Regions from separate parts of the Mus musculus genome. Here region 1 is linked to region 2. The links are chromatin loops, found by intact Hi-C in ENCODE. Cell type or tissue: gastrocnemius. All regions are shown on one strand.

Evidence for each region. Peaks named below come from ENCODE experiments on the same cell type or tissue, not always from the same donor. Only the 100,000 strongest peaks of a DNase experiment are listed, where the experiment ranks them.
Region 1: it touches region 2 in a loop (2.9-fold over the local background); 15 of 42 quality-filtered maps call a loop at or near these places.

What each region holds. Positions count from the first base shown.
Region 1 is chr14:27,412,229-27,417,228 of GRCm38, forward strand. The region is part of intron 2 of Gm52095 (a long non-coding RNA gene); the gene reads right to left. Among named protein-coding and RNA genes, the nearest start is that of Gm52095, 14 kb to the right of the region's middle. In gastrocnemius, a CTCF peak has its summit at 1,950 (motif pointing left); no DNase peak of the experiment used is centred here.
Region 2 is chr14:27,106,331-27,111,330 of GRCm38, forward strand. Il17rd (interleukin 17 receptor D) reads left to right here. Exons shown (of 13, transcript NM_134437.3): 13 at 1-956. Among named protein-coding and RNA genes, the nearest start is that of Il17rd, 70 kb to the left of the region's middle. In gastrocnemius, a CTCF peak has its summit at 2,961 (motif pointing right); a DNase peak (open chromatin) is centred at 2,585.

The sequences.
Region 1 (5,000 bases), 310 kb after region 2:
AAGTGTTACTGTTGGGGGAAATGGAGAAGAGGGCAAATAGGATCTGGGTTTCTTTATGTTAATTATCACAGCTTCCTGACTACAACTCTCAATAAAAGTTTCTGTTATAACATGCCCTAGGGCTTTGTGGGGGATGTCGGATCCAGGGGAGTTTTGCTCATGTTATGCTGAGGACTCTCCTCCGACATCAAGTGAAGTACAGGTTCTCCTGGATGTCTAGTCAGTATTTGGTTTGTTGCACACTATAGTCGTTAAATATTTAGTTTTAAATTAAAACAACACTTACAGAACCACACATGATTAAAGGAACTCATATTAAGGGAGTACCCAAGAGCTTCGGAGAAAGATGCAGAATCATGTAACCATAACTATAAAGATATTGAACCCTCTCACTATCCCTAAAGTGATCACTATCTCCTCTGCTCTTCCCAGTGTCCCCACCTACCCTTTCACTCCTGCTGACTCCTGACACAAAGTTAGAGTTTAATGTAATTGAAATAACGCAGTAAATGCCTGGCTTCTCTCCCTTCTCAGATTTTTAGTGTTTTTGGAAGTTGTCACATAGATCAGCGCCACATCTGTCTTACTGATGAGTGGCAGTCATCTGTCTGCCTGCGTTATATGTTTGCTCACTCATTTCCTGTTGGGTGGTTGACAAGTAAAACTGAAATAACATTCATAAGCAAGTATCGTTGTAGGCCTGTATTTTCACTTCCCTTGAGAAAACAAGGAGGATGCTCATGGTGGATTATACCGCACCAAGGATGTGTCTGGCAAGACGCGTCTCTGAACTGTTTACCACGTGGCTATACCATTTTACATTTCCAACAGTAAATCAAGTTGTCCCTATCTTGGCCTTTTTCCCCCTCTTCCTATTCTGATAGGCATGTAATCACATCTCATAGGATGTGTGCGTTTCCCTGATGGGTAATGATGCTGGGAATGGCCTCACATATTTTTTGCCCATTATACTTACTTTTGTGAAGTGTTCAAATACTTACCTATCTTTGTAGTGTTGTCCCCAATCAGTTTTTTTTTTAACAGTAAAAAGGGGGTTGTGGATATAGCACATAGTAGAGTCCATGTGCACAGACCTTAGGTTCAACCCCCAGTCCCACAAACAACAGCAAGAATCCTTGGGTCAGTGAGTTGGCTCAGTGGGTAAAGATGCTTGCTGGCAAGCCCAACAACCTGAGTTTGAACCCTGGAACCCACATAGTGGAAAGAAAGAACCCACTTCTGCAAGTTGTCCTCTGAATGCCATATATATTGCCCATACAATACACACTTATGTACCCACACACATACACACTTATGTACCCACACACATACACACTTATGTACCCACACACATACACACTTATGTACCCACACACATACACACTCATAAGTTTTAGAAGAATCCTTTAGACCTTAAATCATGACTCTTTGTAAATTTATACTTCATAAAAAACAGGAAATACTTGTAACTGAACTGTACCCATCTTGCTATTGTTCCAGGTTCCATCCAAGAACTGCACCCAACTCAGAGTTCTGGGAAAAATTCTGCTATGACTAAGTGATACTTAATACCAAAATTGCTATAATAAAAAATTACACACATATACATACATGTATGTATACATACATTTATCCACATGATTCTTCTGAAAATAATTTTTTTTTTGAGATAGAGTCTCAGTATTTAGTCTTGGCTGCCCTGTAGTTCATTATATAAATCAGGCTGTCTTCAAACTCATAGAGGTCTTCCTGCCTCTGCCTTCTGAATGCTGAGATTAAAGGAGTGTGTCTCCACAGCTGGCTTCCTCGAATTTTTAAAAGTACTGCCACCCTGGGATGCATGAAACTTTGCTTCAAAAACATCACATTTTATATATATCTTCCCATAGCGTGTATGTATATACACACTTGAAAAGCTAGTTTTTGAAACCGCTTAGTGATGTGTTGCTTCCCTCTGCTGGAATATTTGTGTATATGCTCTTGGGGGTCTATTAAGTTTTGAATGCCTGAAGTTTAGCATGGATGGACCTAGAGCTTCAAGGACTACTCCAGGTATTCAACAAATGGGTATTTTTATTTTATTTTTGTGAGATGTTTAAACTATTTTTCCATAAAAATAGGATTGTGCTTCGAAAAGGTATCTGGGTTAGAGGTGTATCTCAGTGGCAGAGTGCTGTACCACAAATATTAACAATTTTATACATATAATTATGACCTATATTGATCAACATCAGACACTACCTCAGTCTAGCCGTATCTGCCTTTACATCTGTGTACCATCAGGCTTTCAAGCCTGTGGACTTCACTCAAACATTCCAGAGGCTGGAGCCATTGCTTGGAGCCATCGCTTGGCATTTCAGAACTCTTGCTGCTCATCCAGAGAACCCAAGTTCAGTTCCCAGCACACACACACACACACACACACACACACACACACACTAGGTGTCTTGCAAAGCACCTGTAACTCCAGCTCCAGGGTACCCTGGCCTCCACAGGCACCCACATTCACACAGACATATTTTTTTTAAAATTCAAATACATTTTTTTTTATGAAATGTAACTTCTTTTTAACCTTGAAAGCTGTAAACTAGGGGCTGGAGATGTAGCTCATTGGCAGAATACTTAGATAACATGTACACCAAAGCTTCTAGTGCACGAATGTGCGTGCACACACACACACACACACACACACACACACACACACACAGGATGGAGGGCAAATAAGTAGTTTGCATCTATAATTCAAATACTCAGACTGCAGAAGCAGGAGGATTGCCTGGGATAAAAGAAACTGTATAGCTTGAGTTGTTTTATTTTGTGTGTGGGAGTAGGGTGGGGCGGGTAGGGAGTGGTGGTTGCAGTGGGAAGGAGGTGGGGGAAGGGGGGAAGATGGTGTTAGCAGTGTTGGGGGTAGTGGTAGGGGTTGGGAGTATGGGTGCTCTTGTTTTGCTGTGACAGACAATAAATCCAGAGCCTTGCACATTCTACTTCTGAACAGGATTATCGCTCAGCCCTGGAAGTATTTTTGACTTATTTTAAAAATATCTAACACCCTCATTTTATGGTTTACTATTTAATGCTTTCAGAACATTCTAAATTGCAGAAAGGAACATAGTGAGGATGGGGGAGTGCCACAGACCACCCCAGTCGGGCATGAGGGTCCCTAGAATGAGGGTCCTCGAAGCTAAGTGGGTAAGGATTCAGCGGTGACAAACAGAAACGAACACAGAGCCAGTTTGAATCTGAGTGCATTTTGTAGCTCTCAAGCAGGGGATTTTATACATTAAAAAAACCATCTCTTAGAAACTGTATCCAGTGAAACAATTACAAATATCAACAAAAATTATTTAGCACAGTAAAGCACAAAAATCATCCAAGCATTACAACTCTGAAACTGTATATTCAGCGAATCACAAACAGAACAGGTAACATCATTATTAATATAAATCATCAAAATATATCAATTCTAAAAGGATGTTTTCAGTGGGGGCAGTCATCCAAGGCTAGTGGCATACTTCCAAGAGGTTAGTAAATCTTTATGTTCAATTATTGTTTAACATTTAATGCCTGAATTTTTTAAATCAATCTTCAACACATAAATTTAAACTATTTTAATTCTTTCTAATTAAGGCTTTCTTTACCATATACCAAAACCCACCTCCAATGACACACGTGTAGCCATATGAAATTTTATTGTTGGGAAAGTTTTTTATCTATCATCATAGTTTCGTAAATGATTTAAAAAGTAAAGCGTTGGTTTCCCTGGGAATAAGGTCATATTAGTGACCCCCATCTTAAGGGATGGTTTCTTACCCATGATTCTTGCTTAAGATCTTGGCCTAAGCTACCAGGAATGTGGGGCATTGGGCTGTGCACAGACAGGCTGGTCCTCAGTCGAGCTGAGATGCTGAACCCCAGGACCCTGTGGTGATAATTCATCTACATGGGATGTAAGGAGTTCTCTCATGTCTCCTGGAACTCTGGCTCCTGTCTAAGTTACTGCCCCCCAGACCCCCCCCCCAAGAGAAACATGGCTAGAAGTCACGTAGGCAATGGCCCAAGCTTCTGACCTTCAGGCTAAACTCCCCAGTTACCTAGCAACAGTAAAGACCATAAAAGGGGCTGTTAGGCCCCCTACCTTGCTCTCTTACTCTCTTACTTCTCACTCTCTTATTTCTTACCCCTCAAGCTCACCCCCTCTCTCCTCTCCTTTCTTCCTCTGACTCTTTCTCTCTAGCCTTTCCTCTCTTCTTCTCTTTCCTTTCTACCTTCTCTCTTTCCCCCTGTCTTTCTATAATAAAGCTCTAAAACCATAGACAGTCTCTGCTCATCAAGGCTGCACTCACTCTTGTCGATGTTGGAAACCTCTTCCCTCATCCCTCTCTCCCATAACCCCGGTGGCTTTAGCAAAGTAGCTCGGGAATCCCAGGTAGGGCTGCCCCTTTGCCACCCTGCAAAGAGTGGGTCAGAGGCTTAGATGTCCACCTGGGGATGAGTGGAAAGTGTGTGGCAGCTCTCTCATGCCTGACTGACCAGAGAATAGGTAAAACTCTGGCAGGGTGTGGGTCTTTCCTCCTCCTCCCTCTTCCTCAGCCCCTCTGAAGAGCAGCTAGCTAGTTCTCTAAACTGAAGACTCATCTTTTCAGATTCTCTGGGATCCTTTTGATAACAGTGTTAATTCTTTGTGAGGGGTTCACTCACATGGCCTAATTGCTATGTTCTATTGCTATGACAAAATACCATGACCAAGGTAACTTATAAAGGGAGCCATTTAATCAAAGGCTCACAGTTGCAGAGGGTTAGTTCATGACCATCATGGAAGGCAGGCATGGTGCTAGAACAGTAGTAGCTGAGCACTTACCTTGAATCTGTAAGATGGATGTGGGGGGGTGAAGGGAAAGAGAGAGAGAGAGAGAGAGAGAGAGAGAGAGAGAGGTTTTCTTTTAAAAGATTTGTTTATTTTATGTATATGAGTACACTGTAGCTGTCTTCAGACACAT
Region 2 (5,000 bases):
TCTGGTGTCTTCTTCAAGGCCAGCACCTGCCTACCTGCTGAGCGGCAGCTATCCCACGCGCCAACCTGGGGTTCTATTTTTACCTCTCTCTAGACTTGCCCTGTATTTTGTGAATCATATTGTTTAAATGGCACACACTTCACCAGAACCTCTGGCAAGGTGAGGCCAGAGGTTGCCAAGGGCCACCTCCCGTTGACTGTTGGGGACTATTTCCAAACACCTTGGAATGCCTCAGGGAGGGCCTCTGGAGAATTTCAGCCAGTAGTCTTCTTTCCTGCCTCTTGGTTCACCCTTGATACTCACTGGGGACCCCAGATACCTCTCCCTCCTCCTCTAGGGCTGGATCTCTCAGTTAAGCAGGCATAATGTTTGATGCAATCAAGAGCCAGACAGAAGCGATCACCCCCGACTGGATAGCTAATATTTATATCACATGGACTCTGGCCGGAAGAGAAGGAAGAATATTGGCCCTGTGTGGCTACCACTGGATTATATTCAATGTGTTCATATGTGTGTGTGTGTGTGTGTGTGTGTGTGTGTTAAATCCATCTTTCTCTCAAAGAAGCATATCAAGTTTGAACAGAAGCAAAAACTTCTGTTCAAACTCAAGTGGTCATTTTAAGAGTAGCTTCGGTTTTTCTGATCTGTTTAAAAACAAAAGTGTTTTTACTGTGGAAGCTTCCATGTTATGGAGGAGGGCCTCAGGCGTGGGGAGGACTGGTGCCCTTGTTCTGTTTTATGTCCAAGTTTGTCCTTTCTGGGGCTTTTGGCAGAATGGTAAGCACTGACAGCCTATAGCACTGTGCCATATTTTTACATTGGCGATATTGCTGGTATATTGTGGTATATTTGACTGTATAAACATTGTAAATAGATGATAGTAAGTCATGGCTGACATTTGTAAGATGCTTTTGTACCTTAGAATTTTCTACATCAAATAAAATGTTTTCTTGTAAGCCTGCAGTGGCTCCTTATTTCCGAATATCTGTCCCGTTTCCTCCCTAGCTCCTGACTGTCGGCAGAGGAGTCTGCCTCAGCCTGAGACGGTAGGTAAGGAGGGCTTGCATCTGTGTCTTGCTCTTGGAACTCATCACATCCCAGCTCTGCTGCAGGTATTGTGACCCTGTGATTAGGGGACCCTGGTGCCCACTTTCTATAGAATGGACCCAAAGTCCTGCTTTAGGGGTTGGTGGCTTCAGCTGAGCTCCTGTTGTGGGTAGAGTGTACCTGAAAGTGACAGGTATCCAGAAGGGGGCAATGGCTGATGATAGTAAGGAGGCTATAAGCCTCCAGCCATTACCTAAAAAGGAGATGGTCAAAATTTGGGGTCTTAGGGATGTCAAAAATTGGCAGAGCCCATCTCACTGCTCAGGGTTAGTTAGCCAGCCAGGTAAATGTAGACATGAAGTTGAGAAAGGCTGAAAGCTTCCTCCTGAAGTGAAGAAAGAGGCAGTCAGCAGCTGGTTCCTGGAAGGTGTTTGTGTCTGTTGTGACCTCCACAAGACACAGGAAGGAGGAGCCTCCGAGAATCCTCAGTGTTGGTGCCTGGGCCAAGGATTGAGACACCATCACATCTAGTTCATAAGTCAGAGCATTCTCATTATTAAAGGGCAGAAATAATAATCTGGGTGACTGCTCTTTCCTGGATGTGCATATCAGGAGCAAATCTTACTCTCCTGCTCATCGTTTCCAGACTTCTGCTGTGAGGTCCGATGGACAAATGGCTACCCTCACCCCAGGCATTAACAAAAGCAGGAGTGTATGGAGATCAGAGAAAGCTGTGAATGAGTGTGTAAGGAGTGGACGGGGCCCTGAGGTAACGTGTTGTTGGAATGAGTATGTCAAAGGTGCAATGGCCTCAGACCCATGGGAACCGCAAAGCCTTCCGCTGGTTTGTGTGTGGATGCTGGCTATACAGAAATGTGGTTGGAAGCGGCTTCCTCCTGGGTTGTTTACAGCTTGCCACAACACCCCTGGAGAGAGAGAGAGAGAATATGAATCTCATACGGAGACTAAACCTTTTTATTCAGCTCTACATAGTATACCAACTCCTGTTGAGTTATACTCAATAAACCTGCCTCCCAGATTCAGATATATAATAAACATGGTTTCCTGAGTGCCCAGCCTACCTGATCCCAGCTCTTCCTTCCTTCTTTTCTTTCTTCCTTTCCTTTCCTTTCCTTTCCTTTCCTTTCCTTTTCTCTCTCTCTTTCTTTCTTAAGCTTTATTTATTTATTTATTTATTTTATTAGTGCATTGTAGCTGTCTTCAGACACACCAGAAGATGGCACTGTATCTCATTACAGATGGTTGTGAGCCACCATGTGGTTGCTGGGAATTGAACTCAGGACCTCTGGAAGAGCGACCAGTGCTCTTAACCACTGAGCCATCCTTCCAGCCTCCCAGCTTTTTCTTTATGTGTGTCTCGGTTCTTCATTGCCTATCACCCCAGGTAGGTTGGTTCCTAAGCTGTTCAGGTCTTGGAAGGAAGAATTAGCAGTACTCCAGGATGAGATAGATGGCATAGGGCCATCTTTCCCACTTTTGTGGCATATGCCAGGAAGTGGCTAGGTATTGGCATCCTGCCAAACTGAGGCTGGGCCAAGAGGAACTTGGAGTCCAGGAAGGTAGGGGCATGCCTAGCCTTGAATGCAAGTGTAGGCAAGTTCTGCCTTTGGTTTTAACCTCTGAGGGTCAAGGCGCGTAAATATCCTCTGCACTGGGTGAAGTTGCAAGTTAGTGATGAGGTTTTGTTATTAGCATTGGGATTAAGCCTTTGGCTGGCTGAGCTCAGAGCTCAGTCTGCTGGCGTCTTTTTGATTCTAGGTAGGTGGCTTGCCTCGTTTAGGCTTTAGTTTCCCTATCTGGAAAGCCAAGCAAGGCTGTTTGGTGGTTTGAATGTAAGTGATTCTGGACATTTAACATGACACACACTGTCTCTGGACGTGTGGTCACCAGGGGGCAGGGCAGGTGTGGTAAAGTGAGGTTTTCTTCCAAAGCCTTCCTCAGCCATGGCCTGGTGTATAACTAAAGCAGAGCCTCATGGATGTCTCAGTGTAGAAGGACAGCTAGAGATGGCCCTTGGGGGAGGTGGGCACTTGATTAGATGAAACTCCTTATTTGAAACCAGTGGTGTTGGAGTGAATACCAAAGTTCTTACATAGCCCTGTGCTATGTAAGGGGAATAGACCATTCTCTGTCTTCCTTCTCCACAGTTCGTTCCTTCCTTCCTTCCTTCCTTCCTTCCTCTTTCTTAACTTCTTTCTTTCTTTCTTTCTTTCTTTCTTTCTTTCTTTTTTTTCTTTTTTTCTTTTTTTTTGTTGTTGTTGTTGTTTTGAGACAGGAGTTACTTTGTGTAATAGCCCTGGTTGTCCTGAACTCTTTGTAGACCAGGCTGACCTCAGACTCTCAGAGAACCTCTGCCTCCCGAGTGCTGGGATCAAAGCTACCACATCTTTCTACTTTCATGTAGCCATGCCTAGGGCCTTGCATATGCTGTTTCTTTGTCTGAAACACCTTTTGCTTATATCCCGCCCTTGTGGTGATTACTGCCCGTCAGTCTAGACCCAACACGTATCTTTAGGTGGACTCATCTCAGCTTGTGTGAGCATAAGATGGATCCTTGCGCTTCTGGAATGTTCTGTGTGGGCTGGACTGATATTCTGCTGCTTTAACCAGCTTGTGACCCCTGGCCTATTGGGACAAGTGCCCTCGTCTTGGGTTTCAGTATCAGCAGAGGGTAAAGATGTACCTGATTCATGGGCCCAGAAGGATAAAACACTCAGAGGGGGTTGCTCAGCATGTAGCAGGTGCCCAGAAACGTTTTTCTTTTGTGAACAGGTACTGACTTGTAAACAAAACAAGGTTTCCTTGGGAAGAAAACTTATCTTTACACATTGCAGTCTGGTTCCAGCCAGCTCCTAGGATTCCCTGTCTTCAGACCCACGTGGATGCTCCTATTTCCTCCTGAATGGCTGGTTCTGTCCTGGTTTCTCTCTGGGGGTAGTGTTCTGTGTGCATATTGGACAAAGTTTCCTAGAGACAGAGGGTTGTTGCATCACATGGGCTCTATCCAAGTCACCCAGGTGTTGGATACCGCTTGCTGTGACCAGCTCATCGCCCTCCCAACAGGCTCTGGAGTTTACATGTCGTTCAGCCTTCGGGATGAGAGTCAAACCCAGGTGTTTCCTATGTACAGCTTTGGCAAACCGCTCTCTGCTCATTATGTTCCTTGTGTTTCCCCTAACCCAGGTGAGCAGGAAGGTTTTACTTGCATAGAAGTCTTCCATAGCTACTTCCAGATATTGCTTTGACTTGAACAGTAAAACCAAGACTTTACGCCTCTTGCAGACAATGCCATTCCCCAGATGAGAATCACTCATATGTGTTATTACATCATCAGGCTGTACCCTGATTCTCAGATGTTGCAAACAAGGGTGGGGATTATCTGTGCAGGTTATAGCTACAGGCAAAAGGTTTAGTATCTTTTCCTAGGAATTCCATTTTTAGGGTCGTGTGTGTGTGTGTGTGTGTGTGTGTGTGTGTGTGTGTGTGTGTGTGTGTGTATGAGGTGCAGTCTCTTGTATTTAATATATAGCTCAGGAGATCTTGAACTCCTGTTCCTCCAAGTGCTGGAATACAGGTGTGAGCCAACACATGTGCTCGTGGGTCTGTCTCAGCTAAGAGTCAAGTTGCAGGGGAATGGTCTGTTTGGACTGAAGATGCAGCTCAGAAGAACAGCATTTTCCTGGTAAACACACAGGCCATGGGTTTTATCCTGGGTACAGACACCAACTAAAGGATTCATGTCAAGGAAAATACTGACAAGTATGGTAAATGAAAACCACACACACTAACACCTCTGGGGGTAGGATTGTAGCAGGTCTTTGTGTATAGCCCTGTCTGTCTTGGAATTTGCTATGTAGACCAGACTGGCCTGGAATTTAAGAGATCCTCCTGCCTCTGCCTCCCAAGTGCTGGGATTAAAGGCATGGACTACC